Regions from separate parts of the Mus musculus genome. Here region 1 is linked to region 2. The links are chromatin loops, found by intact Hi-C in ENCODE. Cell type or tissue: heart. All regions are shown on one strand. Region 1 overlaps Lgr6 (leucine-rich repeat-containing G protein-coupled receptor 6). Region 2 holds the start of Lgr6 (leucine-rich repeat-containing G protein-coupled receptor 6).

The links. Hi-C counts contacts between places; a loop is a spot of excess contacts. Peaks named below come from ENCODE experiments on the same cell type or tissue, not always from the same donor. Only the 100,000 strongest peaks of a DNase experiment are listed, where the experiment ranks them.
Region 1: a loop joins it to region 2, with 5 times the contacts of the local background. A loop is called at or near these places in 8 of 42 quality-filtered maps.

Annotation. Positions count from the first base shown.
Region 1 is chr1:135,027,779-135,032,778 of GRCm38, reverse strand. All of the region lies in intron 4 of Lgr6 (leucine-rich repeat-containing G protein-coupled receptor 6), which reads left to right. Among named protein-coding and RNA genes, the nearest start is that of Ube2t, 68 kb to the right of the region's middle. In heart, a CTCF peak has its summit at 2,461 (motif pointing left); no DNase peak of the experiment used is centred here; H3K27me3 peaks cover 799 bases.
Region 2 is chr1:135,103,649-135,108,648 of GRCm38, reverse strand. It overlaps Lgr6 (leucine-rich repeat-containing G protein-coupled receptor 6), which reads left to right and starts at 3,373. Exons shown (of 18, transcript NM_001033409.3): 1 at 3,373-3,720. The coding sequence starts at 3,509. It also overlaps the pseudogene Ptprv. In heart, a CTCF peak has its summit at 2,493 (motif pointing right); a DNase peak (open chromatin) is centred at 2,518; H3K4me3 peaks cover 1,224 bases; H3K27ac peaks cover 356 bases; H3K27me3 peaks cover 4,375 bases.

The DNA.
Region 1 (5,000 bases), 76 kb after region 2:
CAGAGTCAGGGTTGGCTCTCCCACCTGCGGGCAGGCGGGCAGGCGGGCAGAAGCAACTCTGGAAGTTCTTAGTCCCCAAAGGCAGGTTCTGCTTGGCAGTAAAGAAGCCCCCATCAGCCCCTTCCACTCCCAGGTGGCAGGGAAACCTACTTATCCCAGGGGCCTAGGCACCCCAGTGGAGCCTGAACCCTCCCTCAAAGTGGATAGGAATGATTTCTGCAGAAGGTGCCCATCCTATGAAGGAGCCAGGTGGGAGAGATTTCTTTGCAGCAGGGTGCTGACCCTTGCAGGTCTCTAAGAGTCAGGCCACCCTAGTGGTAGTGGTGGTGGTGGTGGGATTAGAGCTAGTTTACTGCTTTCCCATGGGGCAGAAGGCTTGAGTCTTTTGAACTCAACACCGGGTGTTAGCCTCAAAGCCAAGGTCTCCAAGACCTACCATTTCCAGGTGCCCTGCTCCTTCCTGGGGTCACCAGCGCATCTCTAGATTGGCTGTTAAAGGGATAGAAGAAGGAGGGTGCCAATGGGGACATCAGTGCCATACACAGGCTAAAAGGAAGGGACGTGTGGCTGCAGCTAACAGCTAAACCCTCCTCCCCCCCAACTCTCCACACAGGAGCAGTTGCCAGATAAAACTCAAATACATTTCCAGATTTCTTTTAATGGGGCTCAGTGGCTGAAAGCACATATTACCCTGAAGAGGACCCTAGTGTAGTTCCCGGTATCCACATGATTCACAAACCATCCCTAAATTCCAATCCAGGAGATCTGATGCCCTCTTCTGACCTCCATGGGCACCAGGCATGAATTCAATGCACATAAATACATGCAGGAAAACACTCATACACATAAAATAAATAGATCTAAAACATTTTTAAATGTTTTCTTTTTATTTGTAACTGATGTGCATGTGTATTGTGATATCTGTGAGTATCTGCATGTGAGTGTAGCTGCCTACAGGGACCAGAGTCATCAGATTCTTGTGGAGTTGGAATTGCAGATAGTTGTGAACTGTCTGACATGGGTGTTGTAACCCAAACTCAGGTCTTCTGCGTGAGCAAGATGTATTTTAATCTCTTGCTGCACCATCTCTCCACCCCCTAAAATAAAAGTCTTACCAGGGGGTGGGGTGGGGACACACTTACCCTTTATCTGATATTTAAATTTTACTGGGCGTGGTTTTAAATATTACATGGGACAAATTTTTGCTAAAGGTCTTCATTTACATGCAATTCAATTTTAATTGGACAGAATGCATGCTGTTATTGCTGCCTACCGGACAGGGTCTCACTTTGAAGCCCAAGCTTGCCTTGAACTCATTAAGCAGTCCAGGCTGGCCTTGAACTCTTGACCCTCTTGCCCCATCTCTAGGGCTTGTACTTCAGGTGTGTCCCGCCAGGCCCTCCTGGCAGCATGTGTTTCAGTTCACTGTACCCAACAGTGCCATCCTGGGTTTGCTCCACCACAGAGCCCAGCTGGCGTGAGTGGAATGTGTAACTTCCCGGATCACCTCAAACTCGAATACAGGCTAGAATGACTTCATATTCTTGTCCTATTTCTCTCAGTTTGCTGATTCGCTTGACTTTCAACTTTGCCACTTCCCCATCTCCAAGTACCAGGAACAGGGATACAAACGGCCCTGTGGTCCAACAGCCTAGAACAGCTCTACCATAGATGTGTGAGCTATAGAGGCATCCTGGCTCCCTGCCCAAGGAGAAGAAGGGCTGGAGGGTCCTGCAATCAGTCCTTCCTTGAGAGGTGAGAAGGAGGAGGCCTTTCCGAGTGAGGTTGAAACACAGGACGCAGGAAGTCTTTGGATGCTAAATGACTAGCCTGGTTTCAGGGGCCCTACACAAGCTCTCGTGCCTATGGTTTGCACAAAATGCAGGAAGTGGGCTGCTCAGGACTGTAGTGTGCACGTGGAAGCATGTGATGCACGTGCAAAGGCCTACGTGTGTGCTCACACATGTCCATTCACACAGAAGTGACTTTCTGGAGTTGGCAAGATGGCTCAGTGGTAAGGGCACTTGCTGCCACGCCTTATGAACTGAGTTCAGTCTCCTGGGTTGGGACTCCGAGACCCACATGGTGGGAGGAATGAGCTGACTCCTGTAAGCTGTCCTCTGACCTCCACATGTGAGCCCACAAACATGCAAAAGTAAATAAATAACTGAAAAACAAGTTGTTTTTAAAATAACTGACTTCTATCCATCTTAGGCTCACAGGATTAAAAGTTGCCCCCATCTCACCCCCACATACATCCTGTCCCACTTCCTGTCTCCCTTAAGTAGGTGAGCAGGTTCTCGCCTCCCCTGATGTGTTGGAGTGTCAGCATCACGCAGTGGGAAGGTTCATGGATTTGAGTGTCAGCAGACAAGGGTTCAAATCTCATGACTTTGGCTCACTAGCTGAGTGACTTAGCCCAATCTCTGTAAAGTGGGGATAGTTAGAGCCACCTTGTGGTAGTGTTGAGCAGTCACATACCTGTACCTGGCCCTATAACTAGCATATGACAAGTGCTCAGAAATAGAAACAGTGACTACTGGTGGTGTCATGGTTACTGGATTCCCTATGGCTAAAGATATCACATGTACAGTGACAGAGGACCATGTCTGTGGTGACATGAATCCTTAGGAATAGAGAGCACTCACTGTAGAGATCTCTGGCCTCATCAGGTTATTATTAAAATTAATTATTTTAATTAGTTCACAAAATAATGAGTTTTATTATGACATAATGCATATCATTGTTCTCCAATCATATTTCCCATCCTCTTCTACTCTTCTTTGAACTTCCTGCCAACTTCTGCTGGTCTCTCAATGGTTTCACCTTCTACTTTTAAAAAAGGATTTGTTGCCGGGCAGTGGTGGCACATGCCTTTAATCCCAGCACTTGGGAGGCAGAGGCAGGCGGATTTCTAAGTTCCAGGTCAGCCTGGGCTACAGAGTGAGTTCCAGGACAGCCAGGGCTATACAGAGAAACCCTGTCTCGAAAAAAAAAAAAAAAAAGATTTGTTTTACTTTTGTGTGTAGAAGTGTTTTCCTGCATATATATGTATATATGCATATGGTATAGATATACTTTTATAGGTATGAGTATTATTCCTGAATATATATCTACATATCATCTATATATAGATTCATATCTTTCTATATAATCTACCTACCATTTGCATGCAGTTCCCATGGAAGGCAGAAGAGGGCATCAGATCCCCTGAAACTGGAGTTACAGATGCTTTTGAATCACCATATGGGTACTGGGAACTGAACCCAGGCCCTGTGTAAGAACAAGTGCTCTTAGCTTGTGAACCATCGCTCCAGCCCACCTTCTGCTTTAATGCCATATAAACATATACTATGTGTGTATGCATAGTTATAATTACATTATGCATGAGAAAAATAGGCAATATTTGTTCTTTTCTCCATGCCCCATTGTCTTCTCTTGTTTCTGCCCCCTTTTAGGCTTTTCTCTAATAACATATAATATTCCTTAATATTATATGTTTCATATAATATTTTCATATCACATTATGTATATATCTATTATATCCATCTATATGTATGTATATAGATAAATACATGCATGTTTACTTATTTATTTTTTATAGTCTTGAGCATACTATGCAACTATTTTGCCATTGAGCTATATCGCCAGTCTATACATATTATATATTTAGTCAAGATTCCATATACAATAGAAAACTCTTATATGGTTTTTATCTCTCTGAGTCACATAACACAATCCTCATATAGATTTCACTGACATGGCATGACTATTTTAATGTGTAAATAAAGCTCATTATCTGTATGCACCATGTGTTTTTACCCATTCCCCTGTTGATGGGCATCTGGTTTCCTTATCTTGGCTCTTGTACATAGCAGCGATAAACACAGAGGTTCAGGTTCTTCCCACCATCTATGCTGACGTGATGGAGGTCTTTCCAAATTGCAGCCTTCAGAGTGTGTCCTAATAATTTTGTCCTTATAACCAAAGGCTGTATGTCAGCCTGTCCCTCAGATTCCCCTTGATGCCTAGCTGGGGAGTTTCTCCCAGGGATGCATGAGACCGTCAGGGATGGTACTGCTAACGTAACTTAGGCAAGACACAGAAGCGCTGCTGGCCTTTTCTGAACAGGCTTGTGCTGTTAGGATAAAGGAAAATCACTTCTTCCCACCTTTCTGGTCAAGCAATTCCCCCCTTTGGATTCAGGATTGTGTACTTCAAGCTTTGTGAACAAGACCTGAGGCTTCCAAAATGGATATGAGAAGTCTGTGTGGGGAAGCCATGGCTCAGAGCTAAGACCCATTCAAGACAGCAGAGTCTAAGCATAAATACAAGAGCTTGTCACAGATCAGTTTGTCTTTGCTCCCTGTGCAGGACAACAGAGTTTCAGTCTAAGCCCCAGACTAAGAGGCAGAAACAGTAGCATCTCATGGCTTGGGCAGACCTGTGAAAAGATAAGTTATCTTATTCTGTCTATCTGCAGAACTAATAAATCCTCTAGGGATCATATCAAGTGTTTTGTGCTCTGGAATCTCTGTTCACATAGTCACCCATCTTTCACTTACCTGTTCTGAGAAGCAGCAAATAAAAGGTGTCTCCGTCAGTGATCTGTAGCTATGAGGAAATTCCATGGTCAATACAACTATTATGACAAAGCATGTAACTGGAGACATGCTTATAGTTTCAGAGATTTAGTCCATCATCGTCATGGTAGGGAGCACAAGCCTGCTTGAAACAGGTCAGCAATGCTTTTGTGTCTTGCCTATTTTTCTTTAGCAGTACCCTCCCTGATGGTCTCATGCATCCCTGGGAGAAACTCCCCAGCTAGAGGTGCTGGTATGGGCTTTTGAAACCTCAAAGCCCATCCCCAGTCACACTCTTCCTTTTACAAGGCTACACCTCTCAATCCTTCTAATCCTTTCAAATGGTGCCACTGCCTAGTGATTAAACATTCAGATATATGAGCTTATGGGGGCCATTCTTATTCAAACCACCACAAA
Region 2 (5,000 bases):
CAGGCTGCCCCGAGCTAGGAAGTGACCTGTGCCCTGCTAGGCATCACGTTCCAGCAAATCCACCCAGGCCTGGCTTCCCCAGGAGAACAGATCTATCGGCCTCACGCTGTCAAAGGGCAGAGTCTGGGAATAAAGAGACATGGTCAAACTCATGGTTGTGTCTGCTTCTGCATCCTTCAATCTAGGGCATGGGTGACAGCCGGAGCTTGGTCTAGCTAAGCCTGTTGGCTAAAGCTGGCATACTCTTGACTATTCCCAGCTATTCCCTGTTCTCTAACCTTCTGCTTTTCCAGTGTATTCAGACATCAAACTTTCTACCTGTCTTAGTTACGGTTTCCATTGCTGTGAACAGACACCATGACCAAGGTAGCTCTTATAAAGGACATGATTTAATTGGGGCTGGCTTACAGGTTCAGAGGTTCCGTCCATTATCATCAATGTGGTTCGCATGGCGGTGTTCAGGCAGGCATGGCACTGGAGGAGCTGAGAAATCTACATCTTGTTTCAAAGATAAACAGAGAACTGGCTTCCAGGCAGCTAGGATGAGGGTCCTTAAAGCCTATGCCCACGGTGACACACTTCCTCCAACAAGGCCATATCTCCAAATAGTGCCACTCCCTGGGCCAAGTATATTCAAACTACTCCTAACATCCTGCGATGCTGAGCCCTATTTACTTATTGTTCTTTCTCCATTTTTCTCATCTGCCACTGGACCCCCTTGTCTATCTCCAGGGGCTATCCTCAGTCACTGTAGGCTCCTTGCCAGAGTAGAGGTGCTAATGCCACACTGTGACCCTTAAGTAAGGAACCAGGGGTGGCTCTGGTTGAACCTGTCAAGTTTCCCCCATTCCTGCACTGTCTTCCTTTCTTTTATACAGGCCACGCCCATGGCAGCAGTAGCCAGGTTTCTCATTGGCTAACTTGGTTCTTAGCCGTATGCAAGGGTCCGATGGTCTGCTTCGGTGAAGAAGTGGAAGGAAAGCTTTATGGGTCCTGGGAGGTAGTCAGTTTGTAGAATTCTTGCCTTGTATGCATGATATCCCGGTCCAGGGTTTGATCCCCTAATAGCGCATAGACTATGCATGGTAGCCCATGACTGGAATCCCAGCACTCAGGATGTAAAGACAAGAAGATCCGAACTCAAGATCATCCTTAGCTACATAGCAAGGGTGAGGCTAGCCTGGGCTACAGGAGATCCTGACTCAAGAAACAAAAGTAACAAAAAAACCCTAAGTAACAAAAGGGGGCGCTGGGCTGTCAGAAGCTCAATGGGCACCAGTGCTTGGTGCCAAACCTGATAACCTGGGCTCAATCTCTGGGACACATATGGTGATGGAGAGAATGGACTCCCACCGATTGGTCTCTGGTTACATACTTACGTCATGTGCCATGGCACATGTGCCCATGCTACCCTTACACAAAATGTGTGTGTGTGTGTGTGTGTGTGTGTGTGTGCCTGCATGTATGTCTGTGTGAGAGTGTCAGATCTTGGAGATACAGTTGTGAGTTGCCACGTGGTTGCTGGGAATTGAACCTGTGTCCTCTGGAAGAGCAGTGCTCTTAACCACTGAACCGTCTCTACAATCATACCCATACACAAGACAAGTGTACTTAAAAAAAAAGTGGGGCTTTCTACTAGCGAGGAGCTTTCCCAAAGTGAGAATGGGTTCTTGTGACCCCCTAGGACTGAACATTAATGTTTTCTTCAGTACTGCATTTCTCAGGAGTCCAAGGGTTGGCCCCAGAGTGACTCTCCATCCTGTGGGCAGGCTGGACACTCAGCTCTGAGTTGCCCAAGCCCACTTCAGAAGGCTGCTCCAGAGGTGGAAAGGGGCCCAAGTGTGATTTTCCAGCTTTGGCTGGGGACTTGGAGCAGCATGAATGGTGTGTGTGTGTGTGTGTGTGTGTGTGTGTGTGTGTGTGTGTGTATGAGGGGTTAGAGCCAAGGTGAAGGCAAGGGGTAAGCGAGAGTAAATACAGAGGGGGCTTCTGCTTGCAGGTCTGTGTGGCTGTGGAGGGACCTTCTTACAGGCTCATCTTGTAGTTCTATCACAGCTGCGGCTGGAGCCCTGGAAGCACAGCACAGTTCTTTTGGCTTCTTGGTCTGACTATGCAGCTTCCCCTCTGCGGGCCCTGCGGCGTCCGCAAAGATAGAGAGGGGTTGATGAAGTGTTTGGGATATAGAAGTAAAAGGTGGAGGGTATCTTGGCTACCTCCGTGTGGTCCTCATGGACCATGGGGATCAAACTGCTCCCAACTTGGTCTAGTTCCATCCTGGGGCTTGGCTCAGGGAAAGATCTGGAGACCAGAGAAAGCAAAAGGACACGTGAAGGAAGCACTGCTAGCCCAGGCTGGCCTAAGAAGAGAGCTGAGTCTTGACTCCAGTTTTAGCCACTATTGCCCTTGCTCTCCAAGGTCCTGGGATTATAGATGGATTATAGATGGAATCGGGCCCTTAAGGTGCTTGAGCTGCATCTGTAGTACTGGGCCTCCAGGTGGCGCCAATCAGCCGACTCGCTGGCAAGCTCTGGCAACCAGCTGTGCGGAGGGCAGCCCCTCTGCTGTCCTGGGTCCCGAGATCAAGGTTCAGGGTGATCTCTAGACCTTAGATCTTATAGTCTACATGAGTTCATTTCCATGCCCTGTGCATCAGGTGGAATCTACGCCAGTTGCTTGGTGTTGAGGAGTGGCTCCTCAATGAGGGGGCCCCTCCTCATTCCTACTACCAACCTGCGACCACGTCCTTCCTCCTTGAGACCTTCTTCCTTCCCTGGTCGGAATGGGTGTAAAGGAGTGATCTGGGCACTAGTTCTGAGGCTGTCCCCAACTGCCGTGTGACCTTGAACATCTCTTTCTCTCGGGTCTCTTTTCCCATCAGCCTAAAATCTGGTAGTGGGGCTCAAGTCTGTGGAACTCTCTTTTGTTGTTGTTTTTTTGTTTTGTTTTGTTTTTTGTTTGTTTGTTTCTCCCCTGATGGTCTCTGGTCCCTTGAGACCCTGTGGCTGTTCCCAAAGTCAAAAAGAATTCGACCCCATAGGCCCAGCTCTGGGGCACCCTTTCTAAACAAGTGCAGGTCTCTGATGTGCTGGCCCTTCCTAGCTTTCTTTGGGTTTCTTTGCTTTCTTCACCGCCCCTCTCCTACCCCACGCCCCCGATGAAATTCCTGCCAGCTGGGAAGGAAGGAGGGAAGGGGAGCGAGCCACAGCGTAGAAAGTTTCCTTGACTCCTCCTCCCAGCCCCCCCACCCCACCCCCGTGTCTCCCTCCCTCGCCAAGCCCAGCCTGTGAAACTGAATAACGAAGATCACTCAACAATGCCTGCCCCTCTCTGACTGCACCGTCCCGCCGCCGCTGCCGCCGCCGCGCCCAAGCCAAGTCGAGCGGGGGCGTTGCCCACCGACGGCGCAGCCCTCGGGCCCGCCCGGGACCAGGAGGTGAGCCGCGCGCGCACAACTCCGTGCGCTCGCCCGTCTGAGCGCCCGCCAGGTGCCCCGCAGCCCGCCGCCGAGATGCACAGCCCGCCTGGGCTCCTGGCGCTGTGGCTTTGCGCTGTGCTGTGCGCATCGGCGCGCGCGGGCAGCGACCCCCAGCCTGGCCCGGGGCGTCCCGCCTGCCCGGCTCCCTGCCACTGCCAGGAGGACGGCATCATGCTGTCCGCTGACTGCTCCGAGCTCGGGCTCTCAGTGGTGCCTGCGGACCTGGACCCCCTGACGGCTTACCTGTGAGTACTCACCTGCTGGTACCTGTTATTCGTAATGGCCGCCTGCCCCGCAAACACTCGTTTGGTGCCCTTGGACATGCGCATCCCCAAGAGGGCTCTTCCTTTTCCAAGAGTGAAGGACTGGGAAGCTAGTCTTAGAACTTGGGAAACTGAGGCAAGAAATGAGCCTAGGCCTCCCTGCTACCTTTCCCAGGTGTTTCTCCCCCACCCCTATGGGCTTAATGTGGGACCTGGTGAAGTGCAGTGTGAACGCCAAGCAAGAAAGTGGTGTGTGTGTGTGTGTGTGTGTGTGTGTGTGTGTGTGTGTGTGTGACAGTATATTCTTTTGCTGTCCTCCTCAGAAGAACACTGCCCAGGATTGATGAAGGCAAAAGTTAGTGCTCTGTTAGGAGGTGAGGGAAGTTTGCCCTGGTAGGGATGAAATGGGTTCTTCCACCACAGCAGGAAGCGGCACTGCCCCACTGAGGCAGGGGGCTTTGGTGAAGGGTCCACGCAGCTCTCCTCTCCTTAGTTAGGGACTCTGCCAGTACCATCTTCTTGTGTGGAGGTCTCCTACCCCCTCCCCAGGCCTCCCTGAAGTCTTGTCCCAGGAGGCTGTGTTAGAGACACTAATTTGTGGGCAGGCTTCAAGACTGAAAACCAGAGAACCATTTTTAGAGTCTGAGTTGGGGTGAGGTGGTGCACGAAGGGGACCCTATTGGGGGTAGCCGGCTCAGAATCGGGAGAGCCGGAAGCTGTAGCTGATCACTACCTGGGCAGGAGTGGGTGGGAGCATAGCCCGGACCTCTTGGCCCTGACCCCTGCTGCAGGGAGAGGAAACCCCCTGGCCTCCCCTGCTATCCCTTAGAAGAAGGAGAGAAGGTGGGAAGATCTGGGTAGAAAGTCTGGCCAGAGCTCCCTCAGGCCTGAGAGAGGCTCTCTCGGCTTTGGGATCCTAGAATTGAGGATCGCTGAGGAAGAGGCAGCCGGGCTTGTTCCCAGAGGCTCGGCAATAGAGCTGGTGGGGCCAGGGTGCGATGAGAGGGTGGTGTCCTGGTAAAAGTGGGGGATCCTGAACTAGTGCCCCTTGTGGGGCTCCTTCCATATCGCGATTACCTCCCCGCCCCCATATCCTTCTTCACTCCAAAAGAAACAGTTGTGGGAACAGAAACACCCATATTCCAGAAGGACAAACCAAGTCCTGTACAGCCCCTAGGGGTGATGGGAGAGGTGGGCACAGGTATTCACAGCAGAGCTGTGAGGGTGCCCAGCACCAAGCAGAGAGCAGCAGGTCTGGGCCC